Linked DNA regions of Mus musculus: region 1 is linked to region 2. The links are chromatin contacts, found by Hi-C or POLR2A ChIA-PET in ENCODE. All regions are on one chromosome and are shown on one strand. Each heading gives the region's core, a stretch centred on a gene start or an enhancer-like site at or near the end of the contact. The rest is flanking DNA. Distances are from core to core; before and after follow the strand shown.

Region 1 (3,475 bases), core at 729-3,228, 34 kb after region 2:
ACGGTTCACCTAGCACACCCACATCTGTACGGTTCACCTAGCACACCCACATCTGTACGGTTCACCTAGCACACCCACATCTGTACGGTTCACCTAGCACACCCACATCTGTACGGTTCACCTAGCACACCCACATCTGTACGGTTCACCTAGCACACCCACATCTGTACGGTTCACCTAGCACACCCACATCTGTACGGTTCACCTAGCACACCCACATCTGTACGGTTCACCTAGCACACCCACATCTGTACGGTTCACCTAGCACACCCACATCTGTACGGTTCACCTAGCACACCCACATCTGTACAGTTCACCTAGCACATCTTTTTTTTTTTTTTAACCATAGTTTAACAGCTTTGGTGTTTTCAGTAGAGGTAGAAGTTGCATGGTTTTTTAAGGTTACACTTTTTGCAGTTTTAACCAAACTTGTCAGCTTCAGTATGCGTGCACGGTACCCACAGTGCCTCAGGGACTTACATCAATGCCCTTTAAGTATCTTTCCTTGGAAAAACGGGGTCTGTCAGAACTCTTTTTTTTTTTTTTAAAGACTTCTTTTTTTAAAAAATATTTATTTATTATATGTAAGTACACTGTAGCTGTCCTCAGACACTCCAGAAGAGGGAGTCAGATCTCGTTACGGATGGTTGTGAGCCACCATGTGGTTGCTGGGATTTGAACTCCGGACGAGCAGTCGGGTGCTCTTACCCACTGAGCCATCTCACCAGCCCTCTGTCAGAACTCTTGATCAGTAGAGATCAAAGGCCACAGGAGAGCCATGCAGGGACCAGCAAGGAGCCTGAACTGCAGGGTGAGTCACCCTCCCAAGCAGAACATGCAGAGCATTACAAAACACCATTGTGTACACACACACACACACACACACACACACACACACACATCTGTGTGAGCACTCAAGAAAGCAAGCTCTGGTCTCTTCTGTATGTACGGCTCGTGTGGAAAAGCTTCCCTGCCCGGTGCCAAAGGTAGTCAAAGGTGAGCACACAAAGGGACACTCGGGCTTGCTGCTGGTGGCATCACTCGGGAGGCAGAGGCAGGTGAGCTATGAGTGTGAAGCCAGCCTGGTCTACAGAGTGAGTTCCAGGACAGCCAGCGCTGCCCTGAGAAACTCTGTCTTGGAAAACAAAACAAAAAGAACACTCAGAAACAGTGATGTAAGTATTTCCCTGGTGGCCACACAGGGCTAGACACTCGTCATCCCTCATCAACCCTGACTGCTAACGCCACCGGTCAGCAAAAGCTGTGGGATTGGATGGTGACAGATGAGGGTGCCACACCCGAGGCCTAACTAAGCATGTCCTCATCGGTGGCCCAGGGTGCTGCCGGAGGAAGGACAGCCACGCCTGCAGCTGTTCAGGAGACTGACGTGGGCTGAAGTGTGGTCGGGCTTCCAAATTGAAGCACCAGCTCATAGGAAAAGTAAGGGCTGTGTATATGTGGGGCAGGCACGAGAACCTGAGCGCCTGCCTGCCCAGTCCTGAGCTCTTGTGACAGGTGTCTCATGGAGATGGGATAGGTGTGTCTGGGCCAGCTCATCATCCTGACAGATTAGTGGGTTTTGTTTGTGAAAGGATCTCACTATGTGGTTCTGGCTGTTCAGAAACTCACTGTGTAGCCCAGGCTAGCCTCAAACTCACAGAGGTTCTGTCTACCTTCACTTCCCAAGTGCTCAGATTAGAAGTGTAGGCCACCATATGGTTGGCCTGATAAATCTGAATTTTTTTTTTTTTTTGAGATTTTAGTTTTTTTGTTCTGCCTGGTACTGCAATTAAGATGCAACTCGAGATTTGCATTAAAATGCAGCAGTGACAGGGCTGGCTGTGGCCAGAGCGGCAAGGTCTCCGAGAACGTGGGCGGCATTGGAGGCTGGATGCGCTTCGAAGGGAGCAGTCTGCGGCTGCGGCTGCGGCTGCGCTGTGTTGCTTTGACCCAGTTAGGCGCTCAGCCACGTGAGCTCACGGACACAGCGCACGGCTGCCCCCTGCAGGCTGTGTGTGCGCAGGCTCTGTGAGGCTGCCTCCGCTCGGAAACAGGGAGGCTTTGCTGGCTTCCTTTGCTGGTTTCTCTGCTTGACTGTCCAGATCATCTGCCTCACAAGAGCAGTGGGGCTCTTCTTGCCTGAGTCACACGGGGTGGCCTCTTGCTCCCCCAGAGCCTTCCTGTTTACTTAGGGTTCTGCTTGACAGCAGGTTGTGAGTTATAAAGTTCTCAGGAAGGTAGATGGAGTTTGTGGACCTACACTGTGGCTGACTTGTGCTGTCACCTCCTTAGGGCTCTGGCTCCTCTCTTACCTTCTGTGCTGAGATCCAAGGGTCAGTGAATCCAGCCCTAGCAGAAGTGCTCAGGGCCTGGAACGGCTGGTGGCTTTGGGGCAGCAGGGGCTTGCACCCAGGATCTGAGATGTGCCTTTCCTCTATGCAGTAAGCCCTCCACACTTCACCTCACCGTTAGGCTCAGTGGGTGGGCCCAGTGGGTGGGCTTCCACTTACGACGTGTAGGCAGCAGCCTGTGTATTTTCTCTGTCCAGATTCTGCCAGGGTGTGTATGAGAGCATCAGAGACCCAGGAGAAGGAGAACGTTGTGACAGTCAGCTTCCTTCTGTGGGATACTTTGTCTCATACAAATTAGACCCAAGCAGAGCCCCACCCCAATCCCAGGTCCCTGGAAAGCCTGGTAGGCTGTTCCATGGCGCTACTCATCACTGCCTGTCTAGGATGCTGCTGGATCCTCAGAGCATCCTAGGAATCTGCTAATACAGGCCAGGGGAAGATTAGAGCTCTCTATACTTAGGGAAACTCTCTCTCTCTCTATGTGTGTGTGTGTGTGTGTGTGTGTGTGTGTGTGTGTATTCTGCTGGGGTGGAAGTAGGGAGTCAGGTGACTGTGGCACCTCCAGGAAAGCTGCTGATCAGGCCTGACACTGCAGTTGACTGGGGTCCTCTCTTTCTCTGTAGAGACTGGTACAAGCGTAATTTTGCCATCACTTTCTTCATGGGGAAGGTGGTCCTGGAGAGGATGTGGAGCAAGCTAAGGCAAAAGAAGACAAGCAGTTAGGAGGAGCCCACCAGAACTTGACCCACAGCACCGGAACCTGACCCACAGCTCCAGGTTCTGTTTATGAGGCCCTGGACACTAAGCGAGCACAGTCCCTTGGGCCGTGCTTGCCTGGCTCAGGCTCCTCAGTACGCTGTATGCTGAGGCTGTATTTTGTATTGTCTGTACTTTGAATTATACCAGCTCAGAATATTGCAGTGTAAAAATGTGAATAAAGTTTCACTGCAAGAATTTAAACCAGGGCTGGTGAGATGGCTCAGCGGTTAAGAGCGCTGACTGCTCTTCCAAAGGTCCTGAGTTCAAATCCCAGCAACCACATGGTGGCTCACAACCACCCGAAACGAAATCTGATGCCCACTTCTGGAGTATCTGAAGACAGCTACAGTGTACTTACATTAAAT
Region 2 (3,393 bases), core at 713-3,212:
TAGAGCTAGGCCTCTTCCACTGCCACTTAGAGGCACCTCCTTGGGGCTCCCGCTCTGTGACTGAGTGAATGCCTACAACAAAAGTCACCTGACTACCTGGGGACAGAATCCTGTAGTCTTTCCATTCAGGGCCACAGAGCCTGTCAGAGCGGCAGAGTGGGTTCAAGGCCACGCTAGCCATAGCAAGACCCTGCCCCAGACACAAAATTACAGGTTGCTTATGTGCTCAGGCATAAAAAGCCAGTTCCCATCTTAGCTATGAGGAAATTATGTGTGGTGAAGAGGCTACCTGGGCTGCCACCTTACATGATCTGAGTCTAGGGTGCTGCCCCTGGAAGCCCCTAGCTACCGACAAGGACCTCATTAGTTTTCAAAGATTTTTTGTTTGCTGGACAGTGGTGTGCATGCCTTTAATCCCAGCACTCAGGAGTCAGTGGCAGGCGGATCTCTTGAGTTCAAGGCCAGCTCTGATCAACCAAGCAGGTTCCTTTATTTTTATTTTAACTGTATGGGTATTTTACCTGCTTATAGAAGAGGGTGGTAGATTCCTTAGAACTGGACTTACAGATAGTTGTAAACTGTCTTGTGACTGCCGGGAATCAAATCTGTATCTGGAAAAATCACCAGTGCTCTTATCTTCCCCCCCCCCCCCTGAGACATTGCTCCAGCCCCACACCCTCATGGCCCATTCTTGGGAAATGACAAGATGCCCCTTGGCGTGCCTGTGCCTACAGTCTGAAGTCCAGGGATCCAGCTCTGCAGATTCTTAATGAGCCTGGAGGCTTTTTGCACTGGCTGTTCTCATCGCCTGCTTGTCCCTGCCGAGGCTCTCACATGGCCCTGGCCTTAGGTCCCTTCCAGTAACCATGTCAGTTCTGGGATGTCTGCTTTTTCTTTGGTCAGGAGTAAGAGTCAAAAGATGACCTTCCGTGGACGGATGGAAACTGCAGTATCAGAAGAAAAAGGGGACCATGCATCCGAGCACAAGGGGCACTGGGAGCCTGCTCAGCCAGCTGATAGACAGGATAGACCAGGACTGGGCTCAGGCTGCAGAGAAGTAGAGTGCTTGGCTCTCTGGGCTCACGTGCCATGAGAATTCTTGCACCTTAAGCACACACCCAAACCCAGCTTATGTGACCTCATCCCATGACTAACTTTTCCTGTCGTCAGGCAGGCCAAACCCCACAACTGCACTTTAGTCCCTAAGGCCAGCCTCCTTGCTGTCTGCCTGTCTATCTCAGTCCTGCTCTGCCTCTTCTGTTGGTCCTATCTTCCTGGCCCCACACATGGGGACAGTTAGGACAGTGTTCTGTCCTAAAACACCCACATTCTCGCACTGGTCATCCAGAGTCCACCTTTGACCCAGGCCCTTCTAGCTTTTGATTTGTACCTCTGAGATCTCCCAGGCTCTGAGAAGTAAGCCTTGCTCTGAGCTTCCCATGGCTGTTCCCACTGGAATGCCTCCCTCTCTGGGGGATTTTTGTTAAGGAAGTGTCCCTAAAGTAGCCTTCACTGCCTTCCCTGTAAAGGTTGCCCCTTTCCCCTTTCTCCTGGTACGTTTGTGGCATCAAGGTTGGGAAGTCAGGACCTGTGTCTGCCTTCTTAGAGTACCTGCCTCACTGCTCTGACACAGCACTTCATGCCTGCAAGCATCACAGGGTTTTGATTAGCTGCGTCCTTGGGACAAAGGGGAAAGGACAAACCTTCTTATGTCCTCAAGGTCTAAGGTGACTCATCCAGGCAGGATGCTGCAACTGAGCTGCCTGTAGGCACTTGATGGCCTTTCCAACTCACTCTCAAGTCAGAAGCCACCTCCTCCAGGGCTTCCTATGACCAGATAACAATCTCTCCATTCTCCACCTTACCTCAGAGGCGGCCAGAGCCAGCTTCTGCGCCTGTGAGACAGCTGCTCTAGGTCAGGCCTGAGTTGGCAAAAGGATGCCTGGAACCCACTGGGGGCAGATGGCTCTCGGTGACACTTTCAATCTGCCATCTGGATCTTGGGCACCTTGCTGTATGGATGTTTGCTGGACATATTCCCTACCCTAGGCCTGGCCAGGAAGATGAGGAGGAGACACAGAAAGCCACGGTATGTACCCCGCAGGCCCTCTCTGCTTCTCATTTGCCACAATGGCCTGAAGCAGGATGACAAATGAGGGAAATTAGGAGCATAAGAAGGGAGAGGAACCCCTCACCCCCCACTACAGAGTGGATTGAAGCCTCTTGCTAGTTGAAATCAAGAATTCTTGGCCAGAGATGGGCAATAGTGGCTCATGCCTTTAATCCCAGCACTCAGAGGCAGAGGCAGGTCAGTTTCAAGAGTTTGAGGCCAGCCTGGTCCACAGATCAAGTTCCAGGACAGCCAGGGCTACAAAGAAACCCTGTCTTGAAAAACCAAAAAAAAAAAAAAAAAAAAAAAAAAAAAGAATGGATGGATGGATGAATGAATTCTAACAAACAAGAACATTTGCCATGAAAACAATATTCTCTATTTAGGGCTATTTTCAGATAAGAATATTAAAACAGGGGCCGGGGCTACAGCTTGGTTGAGAGAGAGGACCAAGGCCTGGAGACTGTGTTCCTAGTTCAGATGGGCCTTGGTATATGCATGTATGCACTCATAAGCACTTATGTGTGCACAATTCGGCAAGTTGCATTAACAATGAACAGTGCTTAAGGTCCGGCCCGAGGGTTATGACCTTGGGTTAGCAAGTCTACTTCCTTCTTTGATAGTTTCTAGGACTCTCAGAAACAAGACCGCAAACCCCTGTATACAGTAGAAATACCAACTTCTCTCCCAAGCCCTTGGCCTAGGTTTTTACCTTATCTGCTGTAATCCCTCCATGCAGGGACCGCTCTGATCACATTTACTGAGAAAAGTGGTTCCTTAGCAACCTCCTGAGATGTAACTAAAGAAGCCACTAAAATTGTGCTTAAGTGAGACTCTCTTGAGAAGCCCACACCCACGCTTGGATGTGTCTTATGTATTCCCTGAGGTCCTCTCTGTTAACCACAATGTCTAAAACTTTGTCAAACTTTCCTTTCTGATAGATTCCAGCTCTGCTTCATTCTGTCCTAAAGCTCCCTTCTGTTCAGAACTCCCACTTCGCTGGGCATGGTGCCACACACCCTTAATCCCAACAATCCAGAGACCGAGGCAGGCAGATCTCTGAATTTGAGGCCAGCCTGATCTACAGAAAGAGAATTCCAGGACAGCCAAGACTACGCCAACATGGAAAACCACAACCCAGAAAGAATCCCTGGGTCACCCGCGTGAGCTGCTGCAGGCAGCAGTGTGTCTTCAGCTGCAGCCCTGCCTCTGACCCGCTAGGTCATGACTTCTCAACCTCTGCTCTCTCCTGGCCAATCTGGTCCTGAAGCTGAGCCCAGGCC

The links. A loop is a pair of places that touch in the nucleus more often than their neighbours do. ChIA-PET counts read pairs that join two places held with the same protein, here RNA polymerase II (POLR2A).
Region 1: a loop to region 2 is called in a map of gastrocnemius, with 2.1 times the contacts of the local background. The contact joins two enhancer-like sites. A Hi-C loop is called at or near these places in 6 of 37 maps with a recorded cell type or tissue (gastrocnemius and heart). POLR2A ChIA-PET finds 5 or more read pairs at or near these places in 5 of 5 experiments (Patski and embryonic stem cell).

What each region holds. Positions count from the first base shown.
Region 1 is chr12:111,730,693-111,734,167 of GRCm38, forward strand. It overlaps Coa8 (cytochrome c oxidase assembly factor 8), which reads left to right. Exons shown (of 5, transcript NM_026511.2): 5 at 2,975-3,475. The coding sequence ends at 3,074. Among named protein-coding and RNA genes, the nearest start is that of Coa8, 19 kb to the left of the region's middle. Within about 2 kb of position 1,979, at least 3 of the 3 ENCODE cell types and tissues checked have a DNase peak (open chromatin) inside an H3K27ac peak, as active enhancers do; they include gastrocnemius, where a contact is called at or near this core.
Region 2 is chr12:111,696,769-111,700,161 of GRCm38, forward strand. Gm51961 (a long non-coding RNA gene) reads left to right here. Exons shown (of 2, transcript XR_003950154.1): 1 at 1-2,089; 2 at 3,052-3,393. Among named protein-coding and RNA genes, the nearest start is that of Gm51961, 3.7 kb to the left of the region's middle. Within about 2 kb of position 1,963, at least 1 of the 3 ENCODE cell types and tissues checked has a DNase peak (open chromatin) inside an H3K27ac peak, as active enhancers do; it is gastrocnemius, where a contact is called at or near this core.